Regions from separate parts of the Homo sapiens genome. Here region 1 is linked to region 2. Evidence: chromatin contacts called from ENCODE Hi-C data. All regions are on one chromosome and are shown on one strand. Each heading gives the region's core, a stretch centred on a gene start or an enhancer-like site at or near the end of the contact. The rest is flanking DNA. Distances are from core to core; before and after follow the strand shown. Region 1 has its middle 55 kb from the start of DNAJC6-AS1. Region 2 holds the start of USP1 (ubiquitin specific peptidase 1).

Region 1 (2,700 bases), core at 176-2,675, 2.8 Mb before region 2:
GTGACAAACGCTCTACAGGTGACGAAATGCTAAAGGAGGGGTTACAGGTGGCAGGAACCACAGAGATTTCAGCGAGGAGACTGCATTTGTGCTAGTCTTGGCAGGAGGGTAGGAATCCGGCAGGCTGAGATGCGAGCATGGACACTGCAGACAGAGAAAAGCCGGGAGCCCCCAGATCAGGTCACTTCCCTGCTTAGCACACTTCAGTGTTTTCCCAGCTCACGTAGAATAAAATCCGAACTCCTCTTCATGTTCTGCCCAGACCTCGATCCAGGCCCTGCATCCCTCTCTTTCCCCTTGCTCAATTCAGGCACTCTGGGAACCTTTCCACTTGCTATTCTCTATTACTCGGCTTCACGCTAGAGTAACTCCTAGTCAGTCCTCGGGTCTCCGCTGACTTGCAATGCCTCGGAGAGGCCTTCCCAGTCCGCCTGCCATGGAAGCTCGGGGACCTGCCTTTTTTCCTCTGTCAGCAGACTGATTCCCTCTAAGCGCACATAGCAATGTGTACCGGGCTTTCTCTGTTTTGCGTGTGTAATGTCTGTCTTCCTCTCTAGAAGTAGTTCCAAGATCCGGGCTTTGCCCATCGTGTTCTCCGGCCAAGGCAGATGGAGGGGCTCGATAAAAATTGTGGAATGAATGAATGGAGTGAGTCAGTGATTGGCTGTGAGTTGAGGCCCTGGCGAGGACAGGACTGAGTGTGCTTGGAAATAGTTTATCGTGGCGAGAGCTTCGAAATCACCGCAGGCAGGTAGAGAGGAGGTGGGTACAGGGCGGGAGGACCTTGAAGGGAGCCTCGGGTTCTGATTCATTCCCCCAGTAGGCACTGCATTGCAGGCGCCAGGCCAGGTGCTGGGGGCCGGGGACAAGCTAACCTCAGTGAGGCTGTGTCGCCGCGCCACCGTGGCTTCCCTGTGTCCAGAGCCAAAGCAACGAGCAGGGGCTAGAGGAAAGGAGACTGTGCCGACATCAGCCCCTGCGCTTCCCCAGCGGTCCCGGTACCCGCGACCGAGGGTCGGGTTCGGGCGTCGCCTAGGCATCCAGGCTCCCAGGGCCGGGAACGCGACCCGAGAGACCGCCGGGGACGGCCCCGCCGCCGCTGCGCCCCTGCCTCAGGGTAACAGGTCCCGACCGGCCGCGCCCACACTCACCCTGCGCCGCCTGGCGAGCTGAGCGTGGCCTCCACAGCCGCCGGGTCGCCTTCCACGGCCGCCGCAAGGAAAACAGCTTCCGGCTCTTCTGGCCTCCCTTCTCAGTGGCGCCCATCGGTGCGCCGCGCCCTCCCCCGCCGCGGTCGCCCGAGCCGAGCGCCACCGCTCGCCGCCGCCGCCGCGCGTCTGCCAGGTGCCGGGCCGCTGCTGGGAGATGCGCGCCGGGGGCGGAGCTTGGGGCCGGGAGCCGTGGCTGGCGCCGACAGGGGAGGCTGCCCGGCTCCGCCCACACGGCGGCGCCTGGCGCCCGAGGCGTGCGGGTGCGCGCGGGCCCGCGCCGCTCACTCGGGGGGCACCGTTAGCACCCTTTATTAACACAGGAGTCCTAGGGGGCTCTCACCCGTTTTATCTCCCTGTTACAAACCATACACTCCACACTCCGAGAGGGTAAGGCATCTGCCCACAATCACACAGCGCTAAAGAAATTCCAGAGCCCTAGACTCTGACGATGTTTACTCACACCGTGCTACCGCCTCAAAATGAAACATCACGTTAGAACGTGGTTTTAGTTCTGACAGATATTCCTGTTTTCCTAATACAAGAGATTACTAGTCACCCACATGATTTTTTAAGAACTTGTTCTATGTCCAGTTACTTTTACACACATTTCATGAAACCTCATTGCAACCCCGTGGTGTGGGAGGCGTTTCCCATTTTCCAGATGAGGAAACTGAGATGGCAGAAGTGAGGCTCCCTCACCCCATCCCCATGCCATCACTGGTCTCTGTTGAGATTTTGCTTGGAATTGGGAGAGACTGAGAGGAAGATCAAAACCAATGCCCTTGAACACGACCTGGCTGCAATAATAATAGCTAATATTTATAGAATGCTTTTTATGTGGCAGATTTTACATACATCATCTTATTTAACCCCTCCAGTAATACTCGTGGGGCAGAAACAATCTCCAAACTCAACAGATAGGGAAACCGAGCGTCAGAGAGTACAGGTTAGATATCTAAAACCTCAGTAAAAAGGTTTTATGTTAGGTCAAATTATGAAATTGCCATTTTTGTAGGCCCAAATAATATCAGACAAGAGCTTCTATCGGTGACCAAAATTAAAATCACCAGTGGAGATCGGACACGGTGTCTCACGCCTGTAGTCCCAGCACTTCAGGCGGCTGAGGCAGTCGGATCACTTGAGCCCAGGAGTTCAAGAGCAGCCTGCACAACAAAGCAAAAACCCGTCTCTACCAAAAATGCATACACACACACACACACACACACACACACACACAGACACAAATTAGCCAGGCATGGTGGCACACACCTTCAGTCCCAGCTACTCAGGAGGCTGAGGTGGGAGAATCACCTGTGCCCAGCGAGTTAGAGGCCGCAGTGAGCCGAGAAGGTGCCACTGCACTCCAGCCTGGCTGACAGAGTCACGTTATCTAAAAAAAAAAAAAAAAAAAAAAAAAAAAAAATCACCAGTGGAGACAGGTGAAAATCGAATGCCTGCAGATGTGATATGCTGAGAAAGACACATCATC
Region 2 (2,700 bases), core at 174-2,673:
ACTCAGCACACTGAAACCATTTCTGAGACCCAAATCAGGAAGCACTGGAAAGCTGATCCATCTCTCCATTCTGTCTCCAACTTCACTTACTCTCCTGTCTACCTAATGCTTCTGAGGAAGCGCTGTCTTCTGAATGATAAACCAACCTGCGCTAAGTTCTCAGGGATCGCCAAGCATTAATGATTCTGATAAAAGGTTTTTCTCGAGAGCCAATTTAATGGATGACAGAAACTGGATCTCAAACCGACAGAGTAACCAGACTACACAGAAGGGAAGAATGATTAGGCAGGTGAAATAGCGGATCGTCAGCTTAATCAAAAAACCAAACCTCCTAGCCCCTCAAAGCAAAGCTCACACCGAGAATGTAACATTTTGCCAGGTGCAGTATCTTCCTTGCTATTTCTTGCTCCTGGCTTTCCTTGTAACTGGGGGGCTGTTACATCCAAAATATTTCTCCTGTAACTAAATCAACTTTCGCAGAAAGCACGACGAATCGACCATTATCTGTTGACAGCGTGAACACTCAGTCCCAATAGTTTTAAATTCTTTATAAGATGACACGACTCGATTCCGATTTTTCAACAAAAATCTACAAGGACATCTTCGCCAAGGTTTAAGACACGCGGCGTTCTAAACACTTCTTGAAAAAGTGTAAGTGAAAGAAAATGCGCGGTAAAATTTCGCAATTACCGACACAGGGCAACCTGCGTGGAAACGTTTCTTTCTCCCCATCCTTCACCGCTCTCGGGAACGGAAAGAAAGCTGGAAGGACGAGCAGCGACCAGGCTGCCCGGTCGGGGGAGGCTGGCGGCGGCGTCCTCGGCCCACACCCCCGCGCCGGGCGCCCTCGCCGCGGAGTTGGCCTATTTACGCCCAGCCCGCACCTGCCTTCTCGCGTCCCGGCGGCGGCAAGACAGGCGCCACGCCCGAGGCACACACGGCTCCCCCTGGCAGGTCGACCAGGGTGCGAGGCCAACACGGTCCCGGGGTCTCCCCGGCAGCTCCTCTCCCGCGCCGGCCGAACTTGCCCCCGCGCCCGGGAGCCGGCCCCTCCTCCCAGGCCCTCCTTACCTGGTCATGGCCCAAAGCGAAGTCCGCGGCGGTGACGCCGGCAAGTCCAACCCGAATGAGTGTGGGTGCGACAGGTGAGTCCCTGCCCCGAGCCCGCCGGGTCCCCGGCCCCAGGAAAATCTGGTCGGCTCGCCCTCCCCGCGGGGGAGTGACCATCCGCTCCCAAGAGCGGGAACCCCGACCGCCGCTCGCTCCCGTCTTGCACCAACACCAACTACATCCCGGGAGCGGCGCCCATCTGCGCCCGCCCCGGGAGAGCCAGGAGCGCAACAAGCAGCGGCCCCGCTCGCCGAACGCCTGAACCGCTAGGGTCTTTAGCACTCCGCCACCGAGGGGAACTTGGCGCGTTTTCCTCAGTCTCAGGACCCCCGTGTTTTAGCCTCCGCCCGCGCCAGCGCTGCGATTGAACGTGGCGTCCTTTGAAATTGCCGGTTCCAGTCTCCACGCTGCAGAGACACGAAAGGCAGGAGCCGTCTCGCGACGGCCACTCGCCCCTGGCACGCACGGGCTCCGGAGCCAGCTGGGACTGTAGTTCCCCAAAAGCCTAACGGGTTCCACAGTTTCAAACAACGCAGGCACAGAGCCGGGCAGCTCGTGCGGGTCCTCGCTGAGGGCGCGCGCGAGGTGCTAGCGGCCTGGCTGGCGGGCTCGAGCCTCACACCCTTTTTTTAACCATTCGTGCGCGCGAGTTGAGGGAAAAGCGTACGGGTCGGGAGACGGGACAGAGAGCAGACGGGATGGGCCACCACCTCGAGAAGGAGCCCAAATTCACCAATCCATGATGAACAATCCCCAAAACCGCGCCTCCCACCGCCCGGGGGAAGCCAATCAGAAGTACCTAGACCAAAGCCAATTAGATGGGCGGGAGCAGCAAGCCCATCTAATAGCAAAAAAGAAGAAAGGTGGGCTCCAGCCAATCATTGTTCGACATACGGAGTGTTCCTCAGGCGCGGTGCCCCTCCTTCCGCTCTCATTGGCGCTCGAGTGCGCGCTTTCGCTGCCGACTGTTAAAATCTTGTTTGGCGTTTTGTTAATCCTCGACGGTGGGACGCCGCGGAGGGTGCGGCTTCCGGAGCGAGGCCCTCGCGGTAAGCCCCGCCTCCGTTCGTGCGTACGCGCCCGGGCGGGGTTACCAAGAGAGCAGCTTCGGAAAATGGCTGCCCGGCTGGACGCCGCCGCGCTTGGGCTTTCAGTTCGGAGTCGCGGCCACACTAGGCCTAGGGCCATCCAATGAGACAAGGCGCTGCCACGGATAACAATACATGCTCAGGCGAATGCTGTAGAGCTGAGGCCCGGTCCTCAGCCCCTGCTCGCCTCATTTTCGCCTGTTTACCTCTTCCCTTTCTCGGCCGCAGGAGGAAACGAAAGAACAGTTTCAGGCCCAGCTCCGGCCGCGGGAGCTTCCCAGGGTTCCCGCGCGAGCCCTCCCAAAGGGTTCAGGAGCGGCAGGCAGGCCTCATCTGGTTGTGTGCTTCCTTTTGTGTTTGTGTGCCTGCTTTGGTGAGGTGACCTCAGCTCAAGTGCTGCAGTTAAGCAGGATACGTTCAGCCCAAATCCATTTAATCAAGTATTTTTAAGGTGCCTACTATGTGCCAGGCATTTTTCAAGGCGCGAGGGATGTAAAGGCAT

What was found. A loop is a pair of places that touch in the nucleus more often than their neighbours do. Pooled maps may share reads with other maps.
Region 1: a loop to region 2 is called in a map of naive thymus-derived CD4-positive, alpha-beta T cell, with 6 times the contacts of the local background. The contact joins the enhancer-like site here to the promoter of USP1 in region 2. A Hi-C loop is called at or near these places in 2 of 168 maps with a recorded cell type or tissue (CD4-positive, alpha-beta T cell and naive thymus-derived CD4-positive, alpha-beta T cell) and 8 of 50 pooled maps.

Annotation. Positions count from the first base shown.
Region 1 is chr1:65,253,101-65,255,800 of GRCh38, reverse strand. No RefSeq gene overlaps it. Among named protein-coding and RNA genes, the nearest start is that of DNAJC6-AS1, 55 kb to the left of the region's middle. RefSeq lists silencers at 1,052-1,121, 1,212-1,711. Within about 2 kb of position 1,425, at least 14 of the 41 ENCODE cell types and tissues checked have a DNase peak (open chromatin) inside an H3K27ac peak, as active enhancers do.
Region 2 is chr1:62,435,772-62,438,471 of GRCh38, reverse strand. USP1 (ubiquitin specific peptidase 1) reads right to left here and starts at 1,423. Exons shown (of 9, transcript NM_003368.5): 1 at 1,072-1,423. RefSeq lists a silencer at 767-826 and enhancers at 1,527-1,596, 1,421-2,188, 2,157-2,506, 2,189-2,700.